Regions from separate parts of the Homo sapiens genome. Here region 2 is linked to region 1. A link is an interaction called in ENCODE POLR2A ChIA-PET data of the cell type or tissue named here. Cell type or tissue: PC-3. All regions are shown on one strand. Links, peaks and the distances in the headings refer to the core of each region. The heading gives the core; the rest is flanking DNA. Region 1 holds the start of LOC124904060 (a long non-coding RNA gene). Region 2 overlaps NUP85 (nucleoporin 85).

The links. Peaks named below come from ENCODE experiments on the same cell type or tissue, not always from the same donor. Only the 100,000 strongest peaks of a DNase experiment are listed, where the experiment ranks them.
Region 2: POLR2A ChIA-PET joins it to region 1 with 28 read pairs; 6 of 35 experiments call an interaction of 5 or more read pairs at or near these places.

Annotation. Positions count from the first base shown.
Region 1 is chr17:75,386,144-75,402,123 of GRCh38, forward strand. It overlaps GRB2 (growth factor receptor bound protein 2), which reads right to left. Exons shown (of 6, transcript NM_002086.5): 2 at 7,408-7,622. The coding sequence starts at 7,485. LOC124904060 (a long non-coding RNA gene) reads left to right here and starts at 7,920. Exons shown (of 2, transcript XR_007065909.1): 1 at 7,920-8,288; 2 at 8,672-9,269. RefSeq lists enhancers at 7,841-7,940, 7,883-8,791. In PC-3, for the core only: CTCF peaks have their summits at 8,342 and 8,558; a DNase peak (open chromatin) is centred at 7,858; H3K4me3 peaks cover 3,576 bases; H3K27ac peaks cover 1,407 bases.
Region 2 is chr17:75,213,221-75,229,200 of GRCh38, forward strand. NUP85 (nucleoporin 85) reads left to right here. Exons shown (of 19, transcript NM_024844.5): 6 at 2,534-2,603; 7 at 4,965-5,086; 8 at 11,883-12,017; 9 at 12,122-12,244; 10 at 12,478-12,609; 11 at 12,831-12,937. Among named protein-coding and RNA genes, the nearest start is that of NUP85, 16 kb to the left of the region's middle. RefSeq lists enhancers at 11,470-11,971, 12,235-13,434. In PC-3, for the core only: no CTCF peak of the experiment used is centred there; no DNase peak of the experiment used is centred there.

The sequences.
Region 1 (15,980 bases), core at 2,862-10,861:
AGTCTCACTCTGTCGCCCAGGCTGGAGTGCAGTGGCATGATCTCGGCTCACTGCAACCTCTGCCTCCCGAGTTCAAGCGATTCTCATGCCTCAGCCTCCTGAGTAGCTGGGACTAGAGGCACACACCACCACGCCCAGCTAATTTGTGTATTTTTAGTAGAAACGGGATTTCACCATGTTGGCCGGGCTGGTCGCAAACTCTGACCTCAAGTGATCTACCCGCTTTGGCCTCCCAAAGTGCTGGGATTATAGGCATGAGCCACTGCGCTTGGCCTTAGAACAAATTCTTAAAATGTTACTTGCTGGATCATTTTATGTTCTGATACCTATTACCAAGCCACCAGTGAGAAAGACAATATTGGTAAAAATCTCCAGAGACATGGGAAAGTGGTAACCATTTCTTCACACTGTAGCCAGCAAAGGATGGGGTCAATCTTTGTTATCTTTGGTAATCTGACATACAAAATGACAAACTTACTCTAGACAGGAAGTCCAATAAATCACTCATGGAAGCAATGCCAGGCAGCTGAACAAAGCAAGACTACTGATACCCTAACATTTCTGGTCTACTCATACCTGGACAGTTAAGAGGGGTATCCATGTATTGTGATGGGTACACCCAGTACACCACAGCAAGACCTAAGATCAAACTTCACCTCTGTCACTTGCTAGATGTGTGAATCTGAGCAAGTTTCTTAAGCTTTGAGCCTGTTTCTGCACCCATAAAATGGGGTTAAGAATGCCGATCTTGGCCAGGCGCGGTGGCTCACGCCTGTAACCCCAGCACTTTGGGAGGCTGAGAGGGGCAGATCACGAGGTCAGAGGATAGAGACCATCCTGGCTAACTAAAAACACACACACACAAAAATTAGCTGGGTGTGGTGGCGGGTGCCTGTAGTCCCAACTAATCGGGAGGCTGAGGTAGGAGAATGGCATGAACCCAGGAGGCGGAGCTTGCAGTGAGCTGAGATCCCACCACTGCACTCCATCCAGCCTGAGGGACAGAGCGAGACTCCATCTCAAAAAAAAAAAGAGTGCCAATCTTGCCCAGGACGGTGGCTCAAGCCTGTAATCCTAGCCAAGGTGGGTAGATATTTTGAGGCCAGGAGTTCGAGACTAACCTGGCCAACATGGTGAAACTCACCTCTACTAAAAGTACAAAAATTAGCAGGGTGTGGTAGCACGTGCCTGTAGTCCCAGCTATAGGCTGAGGTGGGAGGATCGTTTGAGCCTGGGAGGCAGAGGTTGCAGTGAGCTATGATGGCACCTCTGCATTCCAGCCTTGGTGACAGGGGGAGACTCTGTCTTAAAAAAAAAAAAAAAAAGTCAATATTTCAGCATTCAAGATTAGAAATGATCTATAATTTAGTAGGCTGGGCATGGTGGCTCACACCTGTAATCCCAGCACTTTGGGAGGCCGAGGCAGGTGGATCATTTGAGGTCAGGAGTTTAAGACCAGCCTGGCCAACATGATAAAACCACATCTCTATTAAAAATACAAAAAATTAGCCAGGTGTGGTGGCGGGCGCCTATAATCCCATCTACTCGGGAGGCTGAGACAGGACGATCACTTGAACTCAGGAGGTGGAGGTTGCAGCAAGCCAAGATCGTGCGATTGCACTCCAGCCTGGGCGACAGAGTGAGACTTCGCCTAAAAAAAAAAACAAAACAAAAAAACAAACCCAACAACTTAGAAGCAATTCTACCATATGGTTTAGAGGTGAAACTGAAAGATTCTGAAGGAATACTACATTTCCTTACTCATTTCTTTCTCCAAACAGGAGGAAGAATCATCTTCAGCCAGTCTCCCAAAAAGAATCTTTTATAGGAAATGAAAGTTCATTCTCAGCACCTATTTGGAAATAGTCCATTCAGCTGACAAAATGAATATAATAAAAAGCAAGCAGATTATTTGCTTTAAGAGCACTCAAACAACAAACTGCTCCCTTCCTTTTTTGTTTTTGTTTTTTTGAGATGGAGTCTCTCTCGGTTGCCCAGGCTGGAGTGGAATGGCACAATCTTGGCTCACTGGAACCTCCACATCCCGGGTTCAAGCGATTCTCCTCCCTCAGCCTCCCGAGTAGCTGGGATTACAGGTACGCACGCGCACCACCGGGCCCGGCTGTTTTTTGTATTTTTAGTAGAGATGGGGTTTCACCATGTTGGCCAGGCTGGTCTCGAACTCCTGACCTCAAATGATCCATGCGCCTCGGCCTCCCCAAAGTGTTGGGATTCAGGCGTGAGCCACCACGCCTGACCACAAACTAACCTCCTTCTTAAAGATTAAATGCAATATTCTGGTTTAGTCAACAAGATTGATAAGAATTCTTACCAAAAGGCAAAGGCTGGGTGCAATGGCTCACACCTGTAATCCCAGCACTTTGGGAGGAAAAAATAAATGGTTCTACAGAGTATACTGATACTAGGACTTTAAAATAGTGGGGGGGGGGAAGAAAAACACTTTTTTTTTTTTTTAATTTGGAGATGGGGTCTCGCTTTGTTGCCCAGGTTGGGCTCCAACTCCTGGGCTCAAGCAATCTTCCTCTCTCAGCTTCATGAGCAGGTGGGGCCTTCAGGCTTGCACGAGCATGCCTGGCTTTTTATTTAGATTAGGTAATTTGAACCCCTGAAATGGGACTTGTGCACTGAAACTCAGGACTTATAACTTGTGAAAACTCTAACCAACCAAACTAGGGATTGGCTCTCCACTGATCTTCTCCATTGAGGATCATAATCAAAGGGCATTCCTTTCTTAGGAGACTTATTAAAATGCCCCTATCTGACAGGCAGAAATCCCATGATTCTTGCTTTCAGTATCTTTCAAACCACTCCCCTCCTTCATTTCTAGTATCCCAGGTTGATACAGACACTTGACACACAACCCGATTACTTGCCACCATCCAGGCTTGGGGCCCCAGCCTTGCCCCCTTGCAATTCTTTATACACACACACACAATGCTCTTCATCGCTAAAAACCTTCCGAGGCTTCTTAAGGACCAGATCAAACTCTTACTGGGCTTTTCTCACCTCGCTCCAACTCTACCTTATTTTCCACTATGTCAGTCTAGATTCTTATTCCAGCCTTCCTATCTCAAACACAACAAGCACAAGTTTCGTCTCCCTTGAAATGTCCTCCTTCTCTTAACCTACACGTCCTGTTCTCCTACAAGGTTCAAGTCACAACTCTGCACACACCTGACTGATGTCAGCGCTTGCCAGTTTCATCCTTCCTGAACGACTCTAGCAGTTACAGTGTGCAACCCGACTCAAGTATACCATCAAATACTACTAAGAATCACTACTACAAATCACTACCAAGAATGATAGTTGTGTGATCTTGGATAGATCATTTAACCTATATGGGCCACCATTTCCTCATCTGTAAAAGAGTAAGTCTAACTTAAGAAATTTTAAAAGATCTTGCCGGGCGCGGTGGCTCACGCCTGTAATCCCAGCACTTTGGGAGGCCGAGACGGGCGGATCACCAGGTCAGGAGATCGAGACCATCCTGGCTAACATGGTGAAACCCCGTCTCTACTAAAAATACAAAAAATTAGCCGGGCGTGCTGGTGGGTGCCTGTAGTCCCAGCTACTGGGAGGCTGAGGCAGGAGAATGGCGTGAACCCGGGAGGCAGAGCTTGCAGTGAGCCGAGATCGCGCCACTGCACTCCAGCCTGGGTGACAGAGCGAGACTCCATCTCAAAAAAATAAAAAAATAAATAAAAATAAATTTTAAAAGATCTTTTCCTGTTCTAAAAAAATTTTTATATACCATCTTGTACTGTTTCACATATTAATCTCAATTCTCTTACTTGAGATTTTGGAGCTTCTGAAGGGAGAAAGTACATCTTATATTTCTCTCCCAACTCTCAAAGCAACTTATCCCAGTATCTGGCTCAAGAGATGCTCAGTCAGTGTGACACTGAAATAGGCCAGGCAGTGCTGAGACAGAATGCTTTGAAGATCTCAATGTGAACTCAAGACCTGTTTTTAAAGTAGTTTAAGAAACTGGTAAAGGTAGTTAGTGCCAGAGAGGGTAGAATACACCTAGATGATCCAGGCTGGCTCTCCACTAGAGCTGAAGAAAGCAAGAGGCTGGCTCTAGAATGGAATGAGCACAGATCTGAGAGCTCAAAATGGGTCTCTTAATTCCTATAAGCACAGTTTGAAGTATGTATACATAAGCCCCTAAATGGCAGTTGCAACTCCTAGGTAAGTTTTATGTGCTCTAGTGTAGACTATTTAGGGGTCTTGTCAGTGGAGAACCTCTGGGACTGTCTCAAGCCTGCCCTACAATGGTGGGAGGAATTCTGATGTATTCCAACCACACCAGGCCTGAAACCTGCAGTGGAAGGGCAATTCCTTCTATTTTACATCCCAGTGTCCTCTCCCTCCCCGAGCCAAGAAAAACACAAGCTTTTATAAGAGAGAGAAACAAAGGCAGACATATTGAACCATTCAACTCTATTTTAGGCTTCCAGTAAAATGCTTTTATTTTTTCCTCTTTTTCTCTGGACAGTAACAGGTCAATGTGTAGACAGAAAGTAGGGAAGGGGTCTGCTGGAGGAGAGGAGTCACCATTTTTAACTAAAAGTTAACCAGGAACTCCAAGACAGGAGAAGATGTGATCCTTCTGAACTATAGACAGAGGATGAAGGCTAAGTGCCTATTTCATTATCTTGAAATGAAACTTATTCAATATCCATATGCACGTCTCCTTTATCAAGAGAAGGCATATATATGCCTATTTCAATGAAAGTTAAATTGTTCAATGCTATTCCAGCAACTTTTAAAACATGTTTTGGCTTACAACTAATACCCTCAAGACGTCCCAAATCAAAGCAATTCAAATGAAGCCAGTTTACTTCTTGAAGAATCAAATGAGGAAAACTCCGTTTTTTTAACTAACAGCTTTTAAGAAAGCATGTTCCTCCTCTTCACCCAGCCATTTCACACAGTTATGAGACAAAGGGCAACTACTGTATCGTCACTCTTTTTTTTTTCTTTTGGAGTAAAGCCACAACATTACCAACAAACAGCTAATGGCCACCGTTCAAAAGCAATAATGGCATTATGACTTCATATCTCAGTTATCTACCAAATTGAAAAGAACCACATATATGTATTTTTCTCTCTCCTCAAAGAAAATCTAAAAGTGAATGTGAGTATTCTGATTTACTTTCTCCTCCATAATAAAAATTTCTGAGGGACTGTTAAACAGGATCTTCTTCCCTAATAATAGGATGGGAAAGAAGGTTTTTACACTTGCTCCAGAATTTACTAATTTAAGTTAAAGAATTTATAAAATGTTCATGGTCTAGGTCTAGGACAAACTTCAAAGACAGAAATCAGGGAAAGTTCTTGTTTAAAAATTTTAAAAAAAGGCTGGGTGCAGTAGCTCACGCCTGTAATCCCAGCACTTTGGGAGGCCGAGGTGGGCAGATCACGAGGTCAGGAGATTGAGATCATCCTGGCTAACATGGTGAAATCCCATCTCCACTAAAAATTCAAAAAATTAGCCGGGCGTGGTGGCGGGCGCCTGTAGTCCCGGCTACTCGGGAGGCTGAGGCAGGAGAATGGCATGAACCTGGGAGGTGGAGCTTGCGGTGAGCCCAGATTGTACCACCGCACTCCAGCCTGGGTGACAGAGCGAGACTCCATCTCAAAAAAAAAAAAAAAAAAAAAATTCTTAAAAAGAGACCGCATGCCCCTAGTTTTGTTTTAATTTGTTGCTTCAGTGCTTAATGTGCAATGGGACAGATTTAGAGAAAAATATGAACCACCAGCCTTCTAGGTTCAAGTTTCTAAGATAAACTTATGAAAAAATCTAAGTTTGTATCAAAAACAAAAAATACTAGCCCAAAAGGGCTTTTGTACAGGCTATAGATGTGGGCATTTGAGTAGCCCATCTTATACCATCACAAGTGGGTTATCTACAGAAAACAGTAATCACCTACAGAAACATCAAATTACCTCTCCCATACACCAATGAAAACTGAGGAATTTTGTAGTCTAAGTTAACTTTGCCCTGATCTCTAGCTGGGCATATTTTCTCTAGTTCAAGAAAATAGAAACCTAGTTTCTAGAAAATGGTTCCGTCTGCTTTCTGACAATTTAGTGTTGACTTTGAGAATACCCTCGAAAAGTGTGGTGTCACAAACACAGCTTTGAAATGAACACACAGACACAAAGTTTTCTTCTCTTTAAAGGGCTCTGCAGCATCATCTTCTATGAGGCTCAACCTACATTTCTAACATTAAGAAATTACTGGGCAGTTAACTTCAGAGTAGAACTCTACGCCTTGGGCAATGAGGGCAAAATAAAGACTATCAATAAGTCCACATAACTTAAAAGTAAAAAGACTGCACGTCCTTTTATAAAGAACCATATTTCTACATCTCCACTTGCTTTCTCTTCATAAAATTCTAAGAATTTCATTCAGGGGTAGTAAACAAATGAGGTAGCAAATTCCAACAATCAGTCTAAGGCTCAGAAGGAAAAATGTCAAAACTTGAGACACAGGGAACACTCAAACATGAAGCTTCAGCCTTTCCTCCTTTAAAGTTAACATACTCTTTGATAACACTCATCCTCGTTAAAATAAATTACACATCCAAAAGAGCAAACTGCTACAGTCAATTGGGTAAACAACATAATTAACATGTGCTGGGGGAGAGCGAATCCTCACATAAATAGTGGGGCTCAAAATAAGCTGCACATGGTATAGAAGCTGATTTTTAAACTGTCAGCAGGTTTCTTTTCGTGCAATTAGAGTTTAATATGGGGTAATTGCTCCTCAAGTTTCTTTTAAGAAAGTCGAAATCTGACTTGTACAATAGCAGGTTGCACCTTATTATTTAGAACTCCATTTGTTTTTTCACAAAGAATAAAAATACACTGAAGTTCTTTAATGAGTTTTGGTATGTACTTCTAACAACCTCTCTAAACTGGGAAAATTAATTTCTAACCTACCAAAATCATATTCCAGAACGCAAAATCCTTTGGCTATACAAAGTAAGACTAACTGAATGCTTTTACATAAATACTTCAGGTCTGGGTCTTTTTAAAAAATGCTATTTTTAAAATAAAACTCTACAGGGCAAATCAATCTACTCATATACTTCCTTTCTACAATCACATTACTTTGACTTTACTTGAAATATTACCAGTATCAACAGACAAATGAGGCATTCACACAAAGGCAGTTAAACACCACACATCACACCAACTCACTTAAGTCATATTTAATATTCTACTCAGCATCTAAAGCTCTCCAGAACAAATATGATGGTAAATGTTAAAAGTGTACAATGAAAAACACAGCTTCTTTGTGTGTAATCAGGGCGAAAGAAGGTGGGTGAGCACAGGGAGAGCGATCTCAGCATTGTGCTCGGCATCAGCACTTACCTTGAGGATGTCCCCCCTTTTGAAGCTCAGCTCGTCGTCTGCAGTAGCTTTGAAGTCATATTTGGCGATGGCTTCCATTCTGAGCGCTGCTCAGTGCTCAGCAGCCTGAAGCAGGGGGAAGGGAGTCTTCCCTGCTGAAGCAACCCAGCGCTCTGGGCTTAGCCTCGCCTCTCTTCTGGGACTCGCTCCGGCACTCTGGGACACACAATGCCACCCTGAAGCAGGAGAGGGACGATTAAGAGCAGTGGCCAGGATTGAAGGCAACCCCGCCCTGCCAATCGGCCTGCTGTCCCAGCCCCCACGCCCCCTGGCTCGGCCTGGCTCAGCCCTCCTCCCTCCCTTCCAGGCAACAGCCCCCCCCCGCCGACTTCTTCCTCTTTTCAGCCTCGGCCCCCAGGCGACTGACAGGCCTGCCGGCCAATGGCACAGCTGCCTGAGCTATTCCTGAACACACTTCCTCTTCCTTCCCGCTGGGTGTGCACTGCGTGCAGGAACCGGCTGGAGTCCCACTCAGTCTCCGCCTTTCCTCCTTTACTCCTCACAGGCTCTTCTCCAGCACCAAATACGGTCCACTGAAAGGAAGGCCTCACCCTGGGGATGGCACCTGTCTCTTCTCGGTTAAACAGGCCTGTCTCCCTCCCTTCCCCACCGCCATCCTTTCTGGTCTTCTGAGAATGCTGGCTTCCCTACTGCACAGTCAAGAGCAAGCAAAGCAAAACTCTTTGGTCTCGAGCTGCTGCACTCTTCTCGAAACTAAACCATGATCTGCTCCCAGGAGAGCAGGAGAAAGTAAATGTAGGAACTGCTTTTTCAATCCATTTACTGCTACAAGCACCGGCGGCTTTCCCCCTGCACTTCCATGTTGTGATCGGCAAGCTCAGGTAACCAGAGAAAGATCACAGCTCCAAGCTGTGTACCAGTGGAAATGGTGGGGATGACGCTCTTGCATAAGGCTCCCTTTCCCCGGCAGATCCCCAAGACTCTGGGGTCCCCACCAGGAATGAAATAAATGACCAAGGCTCAGCACTCCAGAAATAGCTCCACATTATTTCTAACTAACCTAAGGAGCAGAGCTGAAGTCCTAATCTACACTTGAAAGGAATCCCTTTTTCAGAATCTGAGCTGCCAAGTATCTTGTTTGGGAAAGAAAGTGCAGGGAGATGGTGCCCGCAGAAGGTCAAAGAGAAGTCTCTCTCACAGTCACCCTGTGCACAGCTTCTTAGAGCAAGCAGAGTATAAAACTGATGCAAACTGCATTTTGCAGGTAAAAGATTCTGTGAGAACCCTGAGATACTGTATCAGACGATGAGGAACTGGCAGTAGTACAATGAACGGTGTAGTGAAGCGTCTCCAGCCATGAATATAGGACACAACCTAGATCTGTGGATAACTAAATAAAAATAAAGCCCCGTTCTGGTTAGCTCGGTCACTGTTTTCATACTTGCTAAACAAAAGCAGAAAACAACAGAACTGGGACAGATTATTTATAGTGACACCTTTCTTGGATAATTACAACCCAGCAGCTCATTTGAGGGGCACAAGTGATTATTATTCCTTTGTTCTAAAGTTGACAATTGGGGCACTAATCAAGCATAGCTGCAAATGGACCAAGTAGTAAAGCAGTGGGGAATATTAAGATTAGACCAAGATAAGTATTATCAAAAAGAAAATAAATCGTCTGACAATGAGTCCTTCAGTCAAATTCTGAAAGCCAAACATTCTGCTGCAGGTAACTAATAAACCAAACCAATGTTTATTCCTTCAGGCCATACCTAAGATATTCCATGTGGCGCTGGCTGTAACAGGGAAAGTAAAGAAAGAGTCCCAGCAAATATTAAAAAATACAGAGGTTGATCTGCGAATATTTATACTTGTGTATCCTTAAATGCCCTTCACTTACACTCTCTGTAGTTACTTTGATCAAACTAATCCGTGTACATAATTTTAAAAGTCAGAGTATTAAAAGGCTTATGAAAAAGAGCAGCTCCCTACCAACACCCACAGGCGATCACTCTCGATTTTGTTTTTTGCTTTCTCTTTGTATTTACTTATTTTTCTTTTTTTAAATCTTGTGGTCAATGCACAAAATGGATAGAGTATTTCTAAAGAATGTGCTTTTACTGCTTTCTCAGTTTATTCCAGCCATTATCTATTGCCTGAAAGGTGAAGATTTAGTTTCCCCCGACCTATACCAGTAATATCACATATTCTGGTTTAATCAGTAGTATGTTATGAAATACTACTCACTGATAATTTAAATAATGCACTAAAACCAATCATACTTTTTGTGTTTTTTTTTTTTTCTTTTTTGAGATAGAGTTCTCTAAGATTGCCCAGGCTAGAGTGCAGTGGCATGATCTCGGCTCATTGCAACCTCCACCTCCCAGGTTCAAGCGATCCTCCTACCTCGGCCTGTAGCTGGGACTACAGGCATGTGCCAACAAGCCTGGCTACTTTTTATATTTTTAGTAGAGACGGGATTTCACCATGTTGGCCAGGCTGGTCTTGAACTCCTGGCCTCAAGTGATCCGCCCACTTTGGCCTCCCCAAGTGCTGGGATTACAGGCATCGGCCGCTGTGCCTGACCCAATCATACTTTTTTGTACAATCCTTAGATTTTTCCCAGCATTAGCAACTGCTTAATGTTCTATTTTTTACTTGCCTAGTTCCCTGTGTATCTACTTTTACTTTTTCTTTTCTCTTTTTTTTTGAGACAGGGTCTTGCACTGTTGTCCAGGCACGAGTGCAGTGGCATGGTCATGGCTTACTGCATCCTTGATCTCCTTGGCTCAAGTAATCCTCATGCCTCAGCTTCCCAAGTAGCTGGAACTACAGGTGTGGGCCACTATGCCCGGCTACTTTTTCTATTTTTTGTAGAGACAGGGTCTCACTATGTGAGACCAGTCCAGTATAGCTTAGTGTTGAATTTGCATGGTCTCTAGAGGCAGGCCCCTCACGCTAACTGCTACAATTTTGGGCAAACTTTTCAAACAAGCTCCAGTTTCGTCATCTGTAAAATGAGAATAATATCTACCTTTTAAGACCCAGGCTGGTCTCAAACTCCTGGCCTCAAGCAATCTGCCTGCCTCGGCCTCCCAAAGTGCTAGGAATACAGGGGAGAGTGAGCCACCACGCCCAGCCCTATTTTTACTTTTAATGAATGCTCCAAAATCTCTCCTACTATCAAGATTTTCCTCAGCCTATTTATTTTAACTGGTCTCTAATGCCGAGACTATGTATTAGTGATAGGAAGCTGAAGAATATTTACAATGATAGGAAAAGAATAAGGAGTTTTATTTTTGAAAAACAGAAATCAGATAGAAATGAAAAGCCCTGTCACTTTCAAGGTGCTATGTAGTACGACCAGCCATAAGCTTCTGTGTCATTCAGGATTTAAGACAGCTGCAATGTTACTACTCAACAGCAGTACAAAAACCAAGACAGTTCTCAATACCTGCTTTCCTGCTGCTACTCAGCTCATCTGCTGAAAGCTTAAAAAGAATAACCTTCTTGAAAGTCGTGTTTTGAGTAACTATTGCTTTGTGAGATGCAGAGTTTGACAGAAAATTAAATCCCTACTTCCATGGCTGTGCTGAGTAAAAAAACAGAAAACTCAAAGAGGAAAGCTTATTAGGTTATCCACCCAAAAGAGCATATTCGCTAAAGGAATTCCAAAGGGTGTGTTTCAGTAAAGACAAAAAAAAATCTAACACATACACAACACTAATTACTAAAAGGAAGAAATCTGAAAGCAGACACAATGTATAATGATTTTAACAGAGTAGATGTTGCTGTTCACTTCCCAAGAAAATGGGGTATAGTGTACTTAACACTGAAGCCTAATGAGAGTAACCTCGAAACTGTTACCAGCCCATCCCAAGCAGTGAATTTTAAGAAAGGTAAGTACAGCTTTAATCATTCATTTCAAACAATGTCTACTGTATCCAAAAAAACTACTATCCTAAAGGTATTTGCAAGATTTTTTTTCTTTCTTCCATTTAACTCTCTTCTTCCCAAAATTCACAGAAAATAAAATACATGACAACAGTCCAGTATAGCTTAGTGTTGAATCTTCATGGTCTCTAGAGGCAGGCCCCTCACACTTACAGCTACAGTTGTGGGCAAAGTTGTGAAACAAGCTCCAGTTTTCTCATCTGTAAAATGAGAATATCTACCTTATAAGATCCACTGAGGATTAAATTAGACAACATATATAACATACATTAAGTGCTCTGGATAGAGCCCGACATGTAATAATCACTCAAAATTTATTTATTTATTTATTTATTTATTTATTTATTTATTTTTTGAGACAGCATCTAGCTCTGTCGCCCAGGCTGGACTGCAGTGTCACGATCTCAGGTCACTGCAACCTCCGCCTCCTAGGATCAAGCAATTCTCCTGCCTCGACCTCCCAAGTAGCTGGGACTACAGGTGCGCGCCACCAAGCCTGGCTAACTTTTGCATTTTTAGTAGAGATGGGGTTTCGCCATGTTGGCCAGGCTGGTCTCAAACTCCCACCTCAGCCTCCCAAAGTGCTGGGATTACAGGCATGAGCCACTGCACCCAGCCTTCAAAAGAAATTTTAAATGTTACTCTATTTAAAACATATGAAAAGAAATGCAAATTAAAACAATCAGAGTTTTCATATACTAATTGGCAAATTTTAAAAATATTTATAAAATCCAATCTGCAATACTTTGAGTAAACACACTTTTATTTATTTATTTATTTTTCAGAAAGGGTCTCACTCTGTAGCAAAGGCTGGAGGGCAGTGGCGTGATCTTGGTTTACTGCAACCTCCGCCTCCTGGGCTCAAGGGATCCTCTCACCTCAGCCTCCTTAGTGGGGACTACAGGCACCAGCCACCATAGCCTACTCATTTTTTTTTGTAGAGATGGGGTCTCCCTATGCTGCCCAGGCTGGTCTCAAACTCCTAAGCTCAACAGATCTGCCTGCCTTGGCCTCCCAAAGTGCTGGGATTACAGGTATGAGCCACCGCACCAGGCACAAAGACTTTTTACCCTACCCGGTGTCCACTGACTCAACATTTTGAGAAGTTACTAACTGACAATGTGGCTTGGTGTTACATTATAATAATAAAATCACCACAGAACCCACACTACAGCAAGGAATTAATGAGCTCAGCTCAATCTTTTTGGTGAGTTCTTTGGTAATCTATTGACAACTTTTATTTATTTTTATTTATTTTTTGGAGACAGAGTCTTGCTCTATCCCTCAGGCTGGAGTGCAGTGGCGTGATCTCCGCTCACTGCAACCTCCACCTCCTGGGTTCAAGCGATTCTCCTGCCTCAGCCTCCCAAGTAGCTGGGATTACAGGTGCCTGTAACCATGACCAGCTGATTTTTCTATTTTTAATAGAGACAGGATTTCGCCATGTTGCCCAGGATGGTCTTGAACTCCCGACCTCAGGTGATCCGCCCACTTTGCCCTCCCAAAGTGCTGGGATTACAGGCGTGAGCCACTGCGCCCAGCCTATTTACTTTTATTATTTGAGACAGAGTCTCGCTCTATTGCCCAGGCTGAAGTGCAGTGGAGCAATCATGGTTCACTTCAGCCTCAAACTCCTTGGCTCAAGCCATCCTCCTGCCTTAGCCTCCCAAGTAGCTGGGACTACAGGTGCACACCACCATGCCTGGCTAATTTTTGTGTGTGTGTGTGTGTGGTGACCAGGACTCACCATGTTGCCCAAGCTGATCTCAAACTCCTGGACTCACGTGATCCTCCCCATCTCAGCCTTTCCAAGTGCTGGGATTACAGGGGTGAGCCACCACACCTGGCCTTGACAATCTTTTCTTTTTTTTTTTTTTTTTTGAGATGGAGTCTCGCTTTGTCACCCAGGCTGGAATGCAGTGGCACGATCTTGGCTCACCACAACCTCTGTCTCCTGGATTCAAGCCATTCTCCTGCCTCAGCCTCCCAAGTAGCTGGGATTACATGCCCCCACCACCACGACTGACTAACTTTTGTATTTTTAGTAGAGGCAGGGTTTCACCATGTTGGTCAGGCTGGTCTTGAACTCCTGACCTCGTGATCCACCCGCCTTGGCCTCCCAAAGTGCTGGGATTACAGGCCGTGAGCCACCGCGCCCGACCAACAATTATTTATTTATTTTTTTGAGACAGAGTCTCGCTCTGTCGCCCAGGCTGGTGTAGTGACGCAATCTTGGCTCGCTGCAAGCTCCGTCTCCCAGGTTCATGCCATTCTCCTGCCTCAGCCTCCCGAGTGGCTGGGACTATAGGTGCCCACCACCACACCCGGCTTATTTTTTTGTATTTTTAGTAGAGACATGGTTTCACCATGTTAGCCAGGATGGTCTCGATCTCCTGACCTCGTGATCCGCCTGCCTCAGCCTCCCAAAGTGCTGGGATTACAGGCATGAGCCACCGTGCCCGGCCCTGACCGACAATTTTGAAATATTAATACATACTCTTTTTTTTTTTGAGACAGGGTCTTGCTCTGTCACCCAGTCTGGAGTGCAGTGGGTGCCATCTTGGCTCACTGCAGCCTTGACCTCCCAGGCTCAGGCCATCCTCCCGCCTCAGCTTCCCAAGTAGCTGGGACTACAGGTGTGTGCCACCACACCTGGCTAATTTTTGTAAATACATACTCCTTTTTTTGAGATGGAGTCTTGCTCTGTCACCCAGGCTGAAGTGCAATGGCACGATCTCAGCTCACTGCAATCTCCGCCTCCTGAGTTCCAGCAATTCCCCTGCCTCAGCCTCCCAAGTAACTGGGACTATAGGCGTGCACCACCATGCCTGGCTAATTTTTGTACTGTTAGTAGAGATGGGCTTTCACTAGGTTGGCCAGGCTGGTCTCAAACTCCTGACTTCAGGCAATCCACCAGCCTTGGCCTCCCAAAGTGCTGGGATTACATGCATACCACCATACCCAGCCTCATGCTCCTTTTTTCTTTCTGAGACAGAGTCTCGCTCTGTTGCCCAGGCTGGAATGCAGTGGTGTGATCTCATCTCACTGTAACCTCCACCTCCTGCGTTCAAGCGATTCTCCTTGCCTCAGCCTCCCAAGTAGCTGGGATTCCAGGCGTGTCACCACCACCTAATTTTTGAATTTTCTTTTTTTGTGTGTTTGTGTGTGTTTTTAATGTTTGTATTTTCAAATAAAGACGAGGTTTCACCATGTTGGCCAGGCTGGTCTCCAACCTCAAGTGATCCGCCCACCTCGGCCTCCCAAAGTTCCAGGGTGACAGGCGTGAGCTACTGTGCCTGACCAATACATACTCTTGACCAAGCAATTCCACTTCCCAGATTTATCTCACTGAAACAATGAGACAAAATACAATGTGCAACATACACATATACACCCACACCCTTGATCAATATCCATGAGCTTGTGTATGGAGTATCTACATAAATACCAGGATATATCAATTTTTTTTTTTTTTTGAGACGGAGTCTTGCTCTGTCGCCCAGGCTAGAGTGCAGTGGTATGATCTCTGCTCAAAGCAACCTCCACCTCCCGGGTTCAAGCCATTCTCCTCAAATTTTTAAAGCTGCAGAAAAATTATAGTTTATCCTATTTCTGTAAGGCAAAATAATACATCAGTATGTGCTTAAAAAAAAAGGCTAGGCCGGGCGCAGTGGCTCACGCCTGTAATCCCAGCACTTTGGGAGGCCGAGGCGGGTGGATCACGAGGTCAGGAGATCGAGACCATCCTGGCTAACAAGGTGAAACCCCGTCTCTACTAAAAATACAAAAAATTAGCCGGGCGCGGTGGCGGGCGCCTGTAGTCCCAGCTACTCGGGAGGCTGAGGCAGGAGAATGGCGTGAACCCGGGAAGCGGAGCTTGCAGTGAGCCGAGATTGCGCCACTGCAGTCCGCAGTCCGGCCTGGGCGACAGAGCGAGACTCCGTCTCAAAAAAAAAAAAAAAAAAAAAAGGCTAACAATGGTTATCTCTGCTAGCGAGATCACAGAACACTTTTACTTTCTGCATGATACACCTCAATTGTATTTTCATTATTTTTACAATAGGCATGTGTTACTTTTGTAGTTACAACACAAACCAAAAAGCTTACTGACGCTCTGGAGTTAGACTTGGATTCAAATGTCACTTTCCACTTACTAATGAGGGGACACTGGAGAAGTAACTTATACTCTGTAATCCCTAGTATCCCTTAACTGGAAAATGGGAATAATAACAGCCAACTACCTTATAAAGTCATTTTGATAATTAAAAGAGATAATGGTTGTAAAATGCTTGGCAGAAGTCTCTGGCTCTCTCCAAAAGACTGAGCTAACTAATTATCCACTATAGTGTGGGCTGTGATGATTTTATTATTATAATGTAGTATAAGCCAGAGACCTTAACTAGTATTTTCAGTCTCTTTTCAAATACTAGCCTACATGTTCTAAGAGTAAATGTGGAGCTTCCATCTGCATAGGCAGATATCCTGATGAAACCATCATCAGTTGAAAATATTGTTACATGGAAATGCATTTTAATACACCTAACCTACCAAACACCACAGCTTAGCCTAGCCTACCTTACCTTAAATGTGCTCCAAACACATTAGCCTACAGTTAAGCA
Region 2 (15,980 bases), core at 4,448-12,447, 170 kb before region 1:
TTTTCAGGTAGATAGGCAGCTCCTTTGGGTGACAGTGATTGTCTTGCCCCCTTCAAGGTGTAGCTCACAAGGAAGTGCTTGTTAAATACTTGAGTGAATGTTCGGTTCCTTTTTTTTTTTTTTGAGATGGAGTCTTGCTCTGTCACCCAGGCTGGAGTGCCCTGGGTTCAAGCATTTCTCCTGTCTCAGCCTCCCGAGTAGCTGGGATTATAGGTGCATGCCACACCAAGCCCAGCTACTTTTTGCATTTTTAGTAGAGATGGGGTTTCACCATGTTGGCCAGGCTGGTCTTGAACTTTTGACCTCAAGTGATCCACCCGCCTCGACCTCCCAAAGTGGTGGGATTACAGGTGTAAGCCACCGTGCTGGCCCTGAATGTTCCGTTCTTATGGAACATATATGTCCTGACCAAATTGTGTTGAGGGGTTGTCACCTGAAATGGAGAAGTAATCTTGTGAGATCACTGCTCGGTCTCATAAACACTCCTCACTTCTTGAACTCAACATTTTTTTTTTGAAAGACAGGGTCTCTCTGTGTTGTCAAAGCTGGTCTCGAACTCTTGGGCTCAAGTGATCCTCCTGCCTTGGCCTCCCAAAGTGCTGGGATTATAGGTGTGAGCTGCCACACCTGGCAAAACTCAAGTTTTTTTTTTTTTTTTTTTTTTTTTTTGAGACGGAGTCTCTCTCTGTCGCCCAGGCTGGAATGCAGTGGCGCGATCTCGGCTCACTGCAAGCTCCGCCTCCCAGGTTCATGCCATTCTCCTGCCTCAGCCTCCCGAGTAGCTGGGCTAATTTTTTGTATTTTTAGTAGAGAGGGGGTTTCACCGTGTTAGCCAGGATGCTCTCGATCTCCTGACCTCGTGATCTGCCTGCCTCAGCCTCCCAAAGTGCTGGGATTACAAGTGTGAGCCACTGCGCCCGGCTAAACTCAACATTTTTACTGAGTTGCAAGTGGCTCTACTTTACTTGGAGCTGGAAGATGACTTACAGTATCTTTTTCCTCAGTAGATGCTTCATATTAGATACTTTTCAAAGTCAGTAGTGACTAGGTAGTAATTCACTGTCTCTGAAGTACCCTTATGAACAAGTCATCATGGTGTCTGTGGACTGAAGGATGGTGAGGAAGGGAAGCCTGCGTATTCCTAAGGGCAAGGTCCAGGTCTGATTTATTTCGGGGTCTTATATTGGGCTTTCCCGTTAATAGACTGTTCCCCTAAACTTCAGTCCTTTGAATACCAGCTTCACAATTCTTGCTCTGTCTACGTGTTTCATGTCATCTACTGAATATTCTTCTAAATATTGTCTCTTCTTTTTACTCAAATGAAGCACCTTGCTAAAGCATCAGTTCATCAAGATAGGCTGGGCGCAGTGGCTCACGCCTGTAATCCCAGCACTTTGAGAGGCCGAGGTGGGTGGATCTCTTGAGGTTAGGAGTTCGAAACTAGCCTGGCCAACACGGAAACTCCATCTCTACTAAAAATACAATATTTAGCTAGGCGTGGTGGTGTGCGCCTGTAATCCCAGCCACTTGGGAGGCTGAGGCAGGAGAATTGCTTGAACCCTGGAGGCAGAGGTTGCAGTGAGCCGAGATCATGCCACTGCACTCCAGCCTGACTGACAGAGTGAGACTCTGTCTCAAAAAAAAAAACAAAAAACAAAAACTGAGTGTTGGCAGGGCACGGTGGCTCAAGCCTGTAATCCCAGCACTTTGGGAGGCCGAGGCAGGTGTATCACGAGGTCAGGAGATCGAGACCTTCCTGGCTAACAAGGTGAAACCTCGTCTCTACTAAAAATACAAAAAATTAGCTGGGCATGGTGGCAGGCGCCTGTAATCCCAGCTACTGGGGAGGCTGAGGCAGGAGAATCACTTGAACCCGGGAGGCGGAAGTTGCAGTGAGCCAAGATTATGCCACTGCACTCTAGCTTGGGCAGCAAGAGCCAAACTCCATCTCAAAAGATAAATAAATAATAACTGGTGACATGCAAGTTATATTTTTTCTTTTTTTAAATTTTGAGACAAGGTCTCGCTCTTGCCCAGGCTGGAATAGTGGCACGATTATGGCTCACTCAGACTCAACTTCCTGGGCTCAAGTGATGCTCCCACCTCAGCCTCCTGAGTAGCTGAGACTGCGGGGATATGTCACTACACTTGGCCAATTTTTATATTTTTTGTTGAGACAGGATCTTGCCATGTTGCTCAAGCTGGTCTCAAACTCCTAGACTCAAGCATTCCACCTGCCTTGGCCTCCCAAAGTGCTGGGATTACAGGAATGAGCCACTGCACCTGGCCAAGTTATTTTTGTAATGCACAGTAAAATAAAATCACAACCACTAAAACAAAATAGTGTTGGTCTCCATCCCACCACCTAACATCCTCACGCTGGCTCCCCTGTGGGAAATCCTCCAGTAGGATTGCAGTAACCTTTGGGTTAAGGAATGACTGTCATATGAGTCAAAGTCTGCTTTATCCCTTGGCTCTGAGAGCAAAGCTCAGGAATCATTTCAGGTGAAACCTGTCCCCATTTCTTCCTTAGGTCTCCATTTTGTCAGCAATGGAGCTCATCTGGAACCTGTGTGAGATTCTTTTTATTGAAGTGGCCCCAGGTAGGCATGGAATATCTCACCATAATCTCATAGGTGTCCCCTTCCATCTTCTGCTCTTTCCTCATCTTTCCTGTGCATGGTGATGAGTGTTTTATTCCTGAGAATGTTCTTTCCATCATTATAACCACGGGAAGTCGTTAGAAAACACCCAAAGAAACCTGACCGTTTTGTCAGGTGCTGCAAAAAGAATCATGCAGAGTGCCTCCAAGAAACCTAAACCCTGACAAGTACTGAGAAATATTAAACTAGTGTGTGAAAGGGGGTGTCAGTGTTAACATCATGGACTGGCCAAGCTTAAGAAAGTTTTATGAATGTGGGGTAGGATTAGGTGGTGAGAGGCAAAGTCACATTGGGAATTCTGTCATGAATCATTGGGACAGGGCAACTCTGTGTGTTAACTCTGCCAATGGGTATGAACTCTGCCAATGGGAATTTTTCTGTTGATCTTTTTTTTTTTTTGAGACAGAGTTTCACTCTTGTTGCCCAGGCTGGAGTGCAATGGCGTGATCTCAGCTCACCGCAACCTCCACCTCCTGGGTTCAAGCGATTCTCCTGCCTCAACCTCCTGAGTAGCTGGGATTACAGACATGCGCTGCCACGCCTGGCTAATTTTGTATTTTTAGTGGAGATGAGGTTTCTCCATGTTGGTCAGGCTGGTCTCGAACTCCCAACCTCAGGTAATCTGCCTGCCTCGGTCTCCCAAAGTGCAGGGATTCCAGGTGTGAGCCACCGTGCCCAGCCTTCTGTTGATCTTGAATTAAACTGTGGTCAGTATAGTGTCATGGCCTGTATGAGCTCTCTGTGGATCTGCTGCAGCTTTTTTGCATTTCTTTTAAGGATTTATGTTTGCTATTTTCCATAAATGAGTAGTAACCTCTGTGTAGCCCTAGCATTTTATTCATACTCTCACTAAAGAAGTGAGGAACTTGAAATTAGAGTTGGTTGTTCAGAGGCCTCCCTTCTCCAGTGGATTTTTGAGGAGGTTACAGTTGGCTCTTTGTATCTGCAGGTTCTACATCATGGATACGGAGTGCTGGCTGTACTCTGCCATTTTATTTCATTTTATTTTTATTGATTGATTGAGACAAGTTCTCACTCTGTCACTTAGGCTGGAGTGTGGTGGTACAATCACAGCTATTGCAGTCTGGACCTCCCAGGCTCAAGCGATCCTCCTGTCTCAGCCTCCTGAGTAGCTGGGACTACAGGCACGTGCCACCATGCTAGGCTAATTTTTTGTGTGTATATGCTGGGGGAGGGGAGACAGGGTCTTGCTCTGTCACCCATGCTGGAGTACAGTGGCGTGATCACAGCTCAGAAGCCTCGACTTCCTGGGCTCAAGCAATCCTCCTGCCCAGCCTCCCAAGTAGCTGGGACCACAGGCCTGCACCACCACGCCCGGCTAATTTTTGTATTTTTTGTGGAGAGGAAATTTCGCTATGTTGCCCGGGCTGTTCTTGAACTCTTGGGCTCAAGCAGTCTGCCCATCTTGGCCTCGCAAAATGCTGGGATTATAGGCGTGAGCCACCATTCCTGGCTCGGCTAATTTTTTATTTTTTTTTGTAGAGATGGGGTCTCCCTATGTTGCCCAGCCTAGTGTCAAACTCCTGGGCTCAAGCGATCTGCCTGCCTCAGCCTCCCAAAGTGCTGGGATTACAGACATGAACTACCATGCCCGGCCATATGTTTTGTTTTGTTTTGTTTTTTGAGACAGAGTCTCACTCCGTCACCCAGGCTGGAGTGCAGTTGTGCGATCTTGGCTCACTGCAACCTCTGCCTCCTGGGTTCAAGCAATTCTGCCTTAGCCACCTGAGTAGCTGGAATTACAGGCATGCGCCACCACGCCCGGCTAATTTTTGTATTTTTAGTAGAGACAGGGTTTCACCATGTTGTCCAGGCTGGTCTTGAACTCCTGAGCTTAGATGATCCACCTGCCTTAGCCTCCGAAAGTGCTGGGATTCCAGGTGTGCACCACCAGCCCCCTGGCCCTATGTTTTTATCATCATTGCATACCTGGCTGCTTGCTATCTAGTCATTGTTGGTTCCTAAACGGCCATTACTTATGTAGCTATTAAGTATTTGTGAAGAATCTGGAGTGTGGGGTAGTGAGGTCTGCATTCCATGTTCACCCCTTTCTGGGGTCAGTTAAAGATGGAGCTGCCTGGCACAGAAGTAATATTTGGTGAAAGTGCATTTGCTTTTTCCTAGCACAGTCTGTCATTCAGGACCATGTGTGTGACTGCTTAAAAGGGATAAACCTATGTAGTCAGCTTGTCTGCCTTAAAGTTCTCTGTTCCTTGGATAAAGGAACTTGCTGCAGATGAAGCTGAGGCTTTTGTGTGTGATGAGAGTCTCTCCTCCCAGCTGGCCCTCTCCTCCTCCATCTCCTTGACTGGGTCCGGCTCCATGTGTGCGAGGTGGACAGTTTGTCGGCAGATGTTCTGGGCAGTGAGAATCCAAGCAAACATGACAGCTTCTGGAACTTGGTAAGACAGGCCGGGCCCCCACCTCCCACCATGTGTCCTACTGTCCCTGGTGCTGCCGGGTGGGTCTGAGGACACCCACTGAGCCTCCAGCAGTAGGCTGGCTTTTGGAGTCTGTTACTATGGAGACTCTTTTGGATCTTTTCTTCCCTGCTCTATGGGAGAGTCTAAAACCGAGGTACCATGTAAGAAAAATAATGCTTTGAAGACTTTTCCAGGGTAAAAGGAAATTTGATTTCTTTGTGGATCTAAGGAAGAGAAGACACAAAAAGGAATACAAAACCGTTTTTTTTTTTTTTTTTTTGAGACAGGGTCTCGGCTGGGTGCGGTGGCTCATGCCTGTAATTCCAGCCAGCACTTTGGGAGGCCAAGTCAGGAATCTCTTGAGCCCAGGAGTTTGAGATTAGCCTGGGCAACAAAGTGAGACCCTCCATCTCAAAACAAATTAATAAATAAAAATATAAAAGAGAAAAGATAGTCCGACTCTGTTCCCCAGGCTGTTGTGCAGTGGCCTGATCTTGCTCACTGCAACCTCCGCCTCCTGTGCGGTCCTACCACCTCAGCCTCTCAAGTAGCTGGGACCACAAGTGCCAACCACCATGCCTGGGTAATGATATAAAACCAATTGACAGGGGCTGGGGTGCATACAGGGTTGGATGTAAATGAGCTTGCACATTACTTTGGATCATCAGTTTCGAAGTCAGCATGTCGTATATGTGTATATGGATGTATTTTCTATGTGTTAGGTATTTCCATTCACCTCTGCTGACTGACCCAATTGGGAGGTGGCAGGGAGGAGATCGCTAGTTGACTGGGCTAATGGAAAGTCAACTAAACTTATAAAGCCTGAAATTGGGAACAGATTGTGAGGACAAAAAAAAAGAAAAGAAAAGAAAACCTGGAATTCGGCCCGGCACGGTGGCTCACAGGAAGTAGTGGGCCAAATGTTTGAGTCTCTGATTGATTCGCTAAGGTTTGTTGTTGTCGTTTAGAGACAGGGTTTCGCTTTGCGGCCTGGGCGGGAGTGCAGTGATGCGATCATGGCACAATGCACCTTTGATTTCCTGGGCTCAAGCAATCCTCCCACCTCAGCCTCCTGAGTGGCTGGGACTACAGGCGCACACCACTACGCCTGGCTAGTTTTATTTTTTGTAGAGGTGAGGTTTCACTGTATTACCCAGGCTGGTCTTGAACTCCTGGGCTCAAGCAATCCTTCCACCTTGGCCTCCCAAAGTGTTGGAACTGCAAGTGTGAGCCACCATTCCTGGTCATTCACTGAGTATTTATTGAGTCCCTACTATTTGCAAGGCACCAAGGAGACACCATGACTAAAACAGGCAAAGATTCCTGCCTTTATGGAGTTTATATCCTGTGTGTGGAGAAAGAACAGCAACACATAGGCTAGTACCATGTATCCTGGCACATAGTGAAATGCTCTGCCAAGGTGCCAAGAAGGGAGGGAGGCTGCAAGTGCTGGAGGGGCATCGAAGAAGGCCTCCCTCATGAGAGATTGGAGGTGAGACCTGAAGGAGGTGAGGAGAGCTAGGCTGAAGAAAGCATTCCAGATAGCAGGGCCTGTAGATGCTGTGTTCTAGAGCCAGGGTGGGGCAGGAGGGGCTGTGCTATGTAGGGGTAGGTGGGAGGGATGAGCTGGGGAGATAAAGACAGAGCGATACCAGGCCAGGTCTGAGACAGCCCCCTGGGCTGTCACTGAGACTTTAGCTTTTTGCAGCCTACATAGCAGGGTGACTAACAACATGGTCTGTGGTGCCACACTGCCTGGGTTAGCATTCCAGCTCTGCCTTTTACTAGCTGTGAGGTGGGTTTTTTTCCTTTTTTGAGACAGAGTCTCTCTCTGTCACCTAGGCTGGAGTGCAGTGGCGCCATCTCAGCTCACTGCGACCTCTGCCTCCGGGGTTCAAGTGATTCTTCTGCCTCAGCCTCCTGAGTAGCTGGGACTACAGGCGCGCGTCACCATGCCCAGCTAATTTTTGTATTTTTAGTAGGGATGGGGTTTTACCATATTGGCCAGGCTGGTCTCAAACTCCTGACCTTGTGATTCACCCACCTTGGCCTCCCAAAGTGCTGGGATTACCAGCATGAGCCACCATGCCTGGCCTTTTTTTTTTTTTTTAAATACAGTTTCACTGTGTTCCCCAGGCTGCAGTGCACAATCACCAGTCACTGTAGCCTTGGCCTCCAGGTCTCCAGTGGTCCTCCTACTTTAGCCTCCCAAGTAGCTGGGACCACAGACATGTGTTACCACCACCAGCTAAAGTTTTTATTTATTTATTTATTTTTTGAGATGGCGTCTTTCTCTGTTGCCCAGGCTGGAGTGCAGTGGCGCTATCTCAGTTCACTGCAACCTCTGCCTCCCTGGTTCAAGCAGTTCTGTCTCAGTCTACCAAGTAGCTGGGATTATAGGTATACGCCATGATGCCCAGCTGGTTTTTGTTTTGTTTTGTTTTGTTTTTTGTATTTTTAGTAGAGATGGGGTTTCATCATGTTGGTCAGGCTGGTCTTGAACTCCTGACCTCAAGTGATTTGCCTGCCTCCCTCCATCCCACCATCCCAATTTTTTTTTTTTTTTTTTTTTTAGCTGGAGTCTCGCTCTATTGCCCAGGCTGGAGTGCAGTGGCACGATCTCGGCTCGCTGCAAGCTCCGCCTCCCGGGTTCATGCCATTCTCCTGCCTCAGCCTCCCGAGTAGCTGGGACCACGGGCGCCTGCCACCACGCCTGGCTAATTTTTTAATTTTGTTTAGTAGAGACGGGATTTCACCATGTTAGCCAGGATGGTCTCGATCTGACCTTGTGATCTGCCTGCCTTGGCCTCCCAAAGTGGTGGGTTTACAGGCGTGAGCCGCCACGCCCGGCTAACCCAATTATTTTTTATTTTTATTTATTTATTTTTTGAGGCAGAGTCTCACTCTGTTGCCCAGGCCAGAGTGCAGTGGGGCGATCTCAGCTGGGATTATAGGCTCTCGCCATCCTGCCTGGCTCATTTTTTTATTTTTAGTAGAGATGGGGTTTTGCTGTTTTGGCCAGGCTGGTCTCGAACTCCTGACCTCAAGTGATCCGCCTGCCTCAGCCTCCCAAAGTGCTGGGATTACAGGCTTGAGCCACCATGCCCAGCCAAATTTTTTTATTTTTTGAACTCCTGGCCTCAAGCAGTCCTGTTGCCTTGGCCTCCCAAAGTATTGGGATTACAGGTGTGAGCCACTGTGCCCGGTCACTAGGTGTGAGATCTTGAGTGAGCTACTTAACGGCCTTAAGGGTCCTCATCTGTCCAGTGGAGATAATAATACCTGTCCCATGGGGCTGTTGTGATCATTAAATTAGTTAAAGGACATAAATGTGGGTGAAGTAGTTGACACGGTTGATGCACAGTAAAAGCTAGTCTTTTACTTCTAAGCCATATGGGGTGAGGGGGCATTGGAGAGCTGAGCAGAGGAAGCCTGAGATCTTACTTAGGTTCCCAAAGGCTGTCCTGGCTGCCATGTTGAGACTACAGCAAGGATGGAAACAGGCCAGTCTGGATTCTGCTGTACTAAGCCAGGTAAAAGATGGTGGTGGTGTAGGCTAGATATGTTTGAAGAGAGTTGATGGGGTTTGCTGATGGATTGATTTGATGTGGGCATGCAAGAAATAGAAGAATGTGGGAGGATAAGGTTGGTGAATTGGAGGCAAACTGGTATTTAATTTTAGACATGTTTCTCTCGTGTGTGTGTGTGTTTTGTTTTGTTTGTTTGTTTGTTTGTTTTGAGACAAAGTCTCTGTTGCCCATGTTGGAGTGCAGTGGTCAGATTACAGCTCACTGCAGCCTTGACCGCCTAAGCTCAGGTGATCCTCCCCTCCTAAGCCTCCCAAGTAGCCAGGACTACAAAGGCGTGCCACCATGTCCAACTAATTTTTGTATTTGTAGTGGAGACGGGGTTTTGCCATGTTGTCCAGGCTGGTCTCAAACTCCTGGGCCCAAGCAATCCACCCTCCTTGGCTTCCCAAAGTGTTGGGATTACAGGCGTGAGGCACCATGCCTGTCCGACATGTTACGTTTTAAGATGCCTATTCAAGATCTAAGTGGAGATGTTGACTAGGCACTTGGATATACAAAGCTGGAATTCAGACAAGGAAGTTTGGGCTAGAGAGGAAAAGTTGGGAGTTATCAGTATGTATATGTTTATATATTTGTGATTTTTTTTTTTTTTTTTTTTTTTTTTTTTGAGATAGAGTTTTGCTCTTGTTGCCCAGGCTGGAGTGCAGTGCCTTGAATACTGAATTAGTGAATATTGAACCATTGCTCCTAGGGGAAATACAGGGTTAGGTTCCTGCAAGCCTCTGGTCATATTTTGTTCAACCAATCAATATATAACCGATCACTTGTTTTATGTGTGTATCTGTTTGGAGACAACTTACTTGACATAATATTGTTGAATCATTAACAGTGAAGTCAGCCAGGCGCAGTGGCTCACGCCTGTAATCCCAGCACTTTGGGAGGCCGAGGCGGGCGGATCATGAAGTCAGGAGATCAAGACCATCCTGGCTAACACAGTGAAACCCCGTCTCTACTAAAAATACAAAAAATTAGCCAGGCATGGTGGCAGGCGCCTGTAGTCCCAGCTACTCGGGAGGCTGAGGCAGGAGAATGGCGTGAACCTGGGAAGTGGAGCTTGCAGTGAGCCGAGATCGCGCCACTGCACTCCAGCCTGGGCGACAGCAAGACTCTGTCTCAAAAAAAAAAAAAAAAAAAAAACTCAGGGCCAACAGCACTATAATTCGTGTCTGAATGAAGCTTATCTAACACCTCCCATAGTTCTTGCACTTAGCAACACTAGAAAGCACTTCAGTACTACACGTGGGGACCCAAGAAAATGTACAAAAATGAAAAAAATGTGGCACTAACTGCATCACGAGAAAGCCTTGTTTAGTGTGTGTCAAGCAACTCAATATTCTTGCCACTCTTAATTTTGATTTGAAAGTACCACAAATACTGATTTGGGGGTTACAGATAAATTTTAGTGAGTAGGCAGATTCACAGATAAAGACTGAACAGTGAAGACTATTTGCATTGAGTGTATATTTTATGTTATGTTATGTTATTTTTGAGATGGAGTCTCACTCTGTCACCCAGGCTGGGGTGCAGTGGCGTGATCTTGGCTCACTGCAACCTCTGCCTCCCGGGTTCAAATGATTCTTGTTCCTCAGCCTCCCGAGTAGCTGGGACTACAGGCATGCACCATCACGCCCGGCTAATTTTTGTATTTTTAGTAGAAACAGGGTTTCACCATGTTGACCAGGCTGGTCTTGAACTCCTGACCTCAGGTGATCCACCCGTCTCGGCCTCCCAAAGTGCTGGAATTACAGACGTGAGCCACCACGCCTGGCCTGAGTGTATTTATTTTACATATTTATATTTGAACTGAAACTTTTATGAACCATTTTATTTAATGCATTCTGATATTTTATATTATTTCATTTTAATTTTTTTCCAAACAAAACTTCTCACATATTTATTATTGAACCAACCTACTATTGTAGAGCTTATAATCAGAGAAAAACCATTTTCTCAACAAAGTATGTCCACCTTTCCAGATAGTGGTGACAGTTTCAGCTTGATGTGATAAGATGATAGTCTTACGTGTAGACTCATCTCATGTGTAATTCCTGGCAGACCCAGCTTGGTTCTTCTCCAGTCCCTCCTCTTGGGGTTGTAGCTAACTGTATTAGCAATTTTGTTTTATTTTGTTTTGTTTTGTTTTTTTGAGATGGAGTCTCACTCTGTCATCCAGGCTGGAGTGCAGTGGCACAATCTCAGCTCACTGCAACCTCCGCCGCCCAGATTCAAGCGATTCTCCTGCCTTAGCCTCCCAAGTAGCTGGGACTACAGGCGCCTGCCACCACGCCTGGCTAATTTTTTGTATTTTTAGTAGAGATGGGGTTTCACCATGTTAACCAGGATGGTCTCGATCTTCTGACTTTGTGATCTGCCCGTCTTGGCCTCCCAAAGTGCTGGGATTACAGCTGTGAGCCACCACGCCCAGCCCTGTATTACCAGTTTTAATCTGAATCCACTGGTGAATGGGACGATTTTGCTTTTGTTTCTTGGCCAGGAATTGCATGATCCTGGACATTTTGTGAGAAGATGGTGGGAGAAATAATCAACAGCACACACCATGATGGTGGAGAAGGGGTGGGGGGAAGCAGGTAGAGGAACATGTTTTTCTGTTTCTTTCATTTTTGAAAAGCTGGGGCTGAGCGTGGTGGCTCACGCCTGTAATCCCAACACTTTGGGAGGCCGAGGCGGGGAATCACTTGAGGTCAGGAGTTCGAGACCAGCCTGGCCAATATGGTGAAACCCCATCTTTACTAAAAACACAAAAATTAGCTGGGCGTGATGGCATGCGCCTGTAATCTCAGCTACTCGGGAGGTTGAGACAGGAGAATCGCTTGAACCCGGGAAGTGGAGGTTGCAGTGAGCCGAGATTATGCCATTGCACTCCAGCCTGGGCAACAAGAGGGGAACTCTGGAAAAAAAAAAAAAAAAGGTGGTCACAGGCTATAATGGACTACAGCTGGCTGTTTGAAAAACATAGTGGAGGTGACAAAGCCATGAGATTGGATGTGATAGATTACTTCTGGAGGGAAAGAGCCATCATTCTTCCCAGGGCAGACTCAGGTGCAGAAAGAAGCCTGTGTGTGAAGAGTTAAAAAGCCAAAGTGTGGGGTGAGGGGACTGGCCTCCTCACGCCTCGGCAGGGCCAGGCCTCCTGCCAATGCTTATGGGCCCGGATCTCCTCCCAGGTGACCATCTTGGTGCTGCAGGGCCGGCTGGATGAGGCCCGACAGATGCTCTCCAAGGAAGCCGATGCCAGCCCCGCCTCTGCAGGCATATGCCGAATCATGGGGGACCTGATGAGGACAATGCCCATTCTTAGTGTACGTGGGGGTAGCTTTGCTCTGCTGGGTCACAGGAGATGCGTGATTCACTAAATATAAAGGGTGTGGATGGGATGACGTCTCATGGCTGGTCTCTCCCTTAGCCCGGGAACACCCAGACACTGACAGAGCTGGAGCTGAAGTGGCAGCACTGGCACGAGGAATGTGAGCGGTACCTCCAGGACAGCACATTCGCCACCAGCCCTCACCTGGAGTCTCTCTTGAAGGTCTGGGAAGCAGTTCAGATTGCATCCATGTTGGCTTCCTATGGGGGCTGTGGCATCCAGTGCAGCAGTGGCAGGAGCTTGGTCCTCCTTGGATAGGGCTGTCTGTCGCTCTGCCGTGATGGCGAGAGCTTTCAGACTAGTTGAAATCCGGTGCCCTTAGCTGAGAGCAGGAGCATTATGGAGAAGGTACCCCTGAGAGGAGGACAGAGTTCAGCACAAATGTCTCTCCTCAGATTATGCTGGGAGACGAAGCTGCCTTGTTAGAGCAGAAGGAACTTCTGAGTAATTGGTATCATTTCCTAGTGACTCGGCTCTTGTACTCCAATCCCACAGTAAAACCCATTGATCTGCACTACTATGCCCAGGTGAGTGAGCTCGGGGTGGGCAAGGGTGGGGGTAGGAGTCCTGGGGGCGCCCTGATGGGTCATTCTCTTTGAATTCCTCCCTGAGGAACAGGAAGACCCTTTCCTTTGGCCCTTAGTGAAAGAACAAGGCACCTTCTCTGGGGTTCGTTATACAGCAGCCCTGCCTGCCCCGAGTCTCTGCTTCCGTCCTCAGGATTGAGTGTCTCATCACCTTTCCACAGTCCAGCCTGGACCTGTTTCTGGGAGGTGAGAGCAGCCCAGAACCCCTGGACAACATCTTGTTGGCAGCCTTTGAGTTTGACATCCATCAAGTAATCAAAGAGTGCAGGTAGGATCTCTCCCACCCCCCACTGTAACCATTTTTAGGTGTACAAATATCACCACCTTGCGTTTCTAGAGTGGCCTGTTCCTTCCTTACCCTTCTTCCCTCAGACCTGCTATCTTAGTCCATCTCACGCTGATATTACAGAATACCTGAGACCAGATAATTTATAAAGAAAAAGATTATTTTCTCACCGTTCTGGAGGCTAGGAAGTCCAGGATCAGGGCACTGGCAATGTTGCTGGTGAGGGCTGCTCTCTGCTTCCAACATGGCACCTTGAACACTGTGTTCTCATGTGGTGGAAGGGCAAGAAGGACAAACTCCCTTCATCAAGTCGCTTTATAAGGGCACCCAATCACATTCATGAGGGAGGATGTGGCCTAATCACCTCCTGGCCTAATCACCTCTTAGAGGCCCTACCTCTTAATACTATCACATTGGCAAAACTGGGGTTTTAGAGGGGATCCCTTCAAACCATAGCATCTGCTCCCCTGCTTGACTTGCCACAGGTAGATAATGGCTTTTCTCTGGGTGAGCTTAGGGACTTCCTGGAGGCTTGAGGGCTACCATATACATAACTGTTTCCATTTCAGGGATGTTCATTTAAAATAACATCGCGGGAAACTACTTTGACATTTAAAATCTAGAAAAAGCCAGCAAGCCTGTTTCTTGGCACCTAATGGACACCTTATGGGATGGCGTGTTCCAAGAGTCTCACTCCAGTGACGTGAGCTACCGAACCACTGGGCTTCAGGCTGGGTATTATTCAGAATTTCCAGCCCTCTATCCAAAAGAGGGTGTTCTATGATTGCACTGAATCTTTAGCAAGGCAGGAAAGGGAGTGCCAAACATAATCAATCAAAGGTAAACCTTTCCAGAACTCTCCATATATGGTAAGTCAGAAAGAAGGTCCCCTTCCTTGTTGTGCACCCTGGATGGTGGGCATTGCACTGAAGACGTGCTGGGAAGGGAGGAAGTGGGTAATGGCAGAAGATGGCCTTGATCAGGTGTCAGATTCACTGACCTCAACTGGCTGTTTGTAGATCTGGGCATGGGAAGAGTTTCCTTCGCCCTACCTGCTTTTCTTGTTTTGGCCAAAAGAATGCCAGGGCTTCAAGAAAATGATACTAGATTTGGGGAATGAAAAACAAGTTTTTTGTGTGTTTGTTTCTGGGTTTTTTTTTTTTTTTTTTTTTTTTTTGAGACAGAGTTTTGCTCTTGTCACCCAGACTGGAGTGCAGTGGCGTGATCTTGGCTCACTGCAACCTCCACCTACTGGGTTCCAGCAATTCTACTGCCTCAGTCTCCCAAGTAGCTGGGATTACAGGTGTCCGTCACCACGCCCAGCAAATTTTTGTGTTTTTCAATAGAGACAGGGTTTCACCATGTTGCCTAGGCAGGCTGGTCTGGAACTCCTGACCTCAGGTCATCTGCCCATCTCGGCCTCCCAAAGTGCTGGGATTACAGGCGTGAGCCACCGCGCCCTGCCAAGTTTTTTTTTTTTGAAACAGGGTCTCACTTTGTCACCCGGGCTGGAGTGCAGTGGAGTGATCTCAGCTCACTGCAGCCTTGACCTCCTGGGTTCAAGTGATCCTCTTGCCTCAGCCTTCCAGGTAGCTAGGACTACAAGTGTGCGCCACCATGCCTGGCTAATTATTATTTTTTTTTTTGGAGAGATGAGGTTTCACTATGTTGCCCAAGCTGTTCTTGAACTTGTGAGCTCAAGCGATCTGCCTGTCTTGGCCTCCCACAGTGCTAGGATTACAGGCGTAAGCCACCATGCCCGGCCTGAAAGTCAAGTTTTGTGTCAATATTTTCACAGGCCTGTAAACATTGTGAGAAGTCCCTGCATGGAAGAATTAGTGAGAATAACTTAAAAACACACAAACACACCATCGTTTGGCTTTGTTGGTGTCTCTGCCCATAGTTGAGTATTCTAAATTTCCTGTGTTATAACAGTGAGTGAGTTTCACCAGGGCTTCCTAATTTATAAGCCCTGTATCTGGATTTTTAGGAATAAAACAGATTTGAGCAGAAGAAGTCTGTTGGATGCAGGGAGTATAAAAGGGGAAAGCATCCTGCTGTTTCCAGTGGCAGAAGAGAAAGAGAAGTACCATGAAGAGGGGTGAACAACATCACTCTCGTGCCGGACACAGACAAGGAATGATTAGGCTTGCAGTCCCCCAGTCTCAGCCTCTCTCCACTCTCACAAGCAGGAAGGGATCTGAGCTCTGTTAGTGGGAAATCTTGGAGTTTGCATTTCTCTGATCACGAGGCTACCTCCTATCCTGTTTTGAAAGAGGAACAGAAAAGCAGAGCTTGTCCCAGGAATTGTGAAATGGGCTGCAATGTCTTCAGAGGCAGTAGCAGTTTTAGGAAGTGTGCCCTCCTGGCTCTGGGGAAAGGTTGAATTGGGGTCTTGTGGGCACTTGTTTTCTCATGGGATGTATCAGTCAGACCCATGCACAGTTCTGGGCGGCAGGGAAGTGTGTCTCTTTCTGGACTTGAGCCAGTGAGCTGTTGGCATGCCTTTTTAAAGGCATTAGAAAAAAGGTTTCTTTCTTTTTTTTCCTTTCCTGTTCACACCACCTTCATATGAACATGGAGAAGGGAGGTTTCTAAGTGGGCCCCTGATTTACTCCTATGTCAATAATCGTGCCAGACCCTAAGGGGCAGAAAAGGCAGCCAGGGGATCCTGACTCAGAGGCTGTAGTTCGTCAGCCCTGCTAAAGGGCCAGGGGTTTGTCTCTCAGTGCCTGGGTGGGCATGCTTGACTGCTAACCCCTTAGCTGAAAGGAGATGGCAGGAGTCCTCCACAGGGTCCCTTCTTCCCTCCTGGCTTACAGCTTCCTCTGAAGACGGGCCAGTTCCTTGCTGTCTGGCAAGAGGAAACAGCTGGGGTGCACTTCACTGGGAGTTGGGCAAGATGTCGGCAGTTTCCTGGTGCCCTTCAAGTCCTCCAAAAGTATCGAGCTAAAAGGTGACAAGTCTTCCTTCAATAACCAAGAAGAGTTCCAGCTTAATGTCTGCTGAATCTAGAATCTTCTGA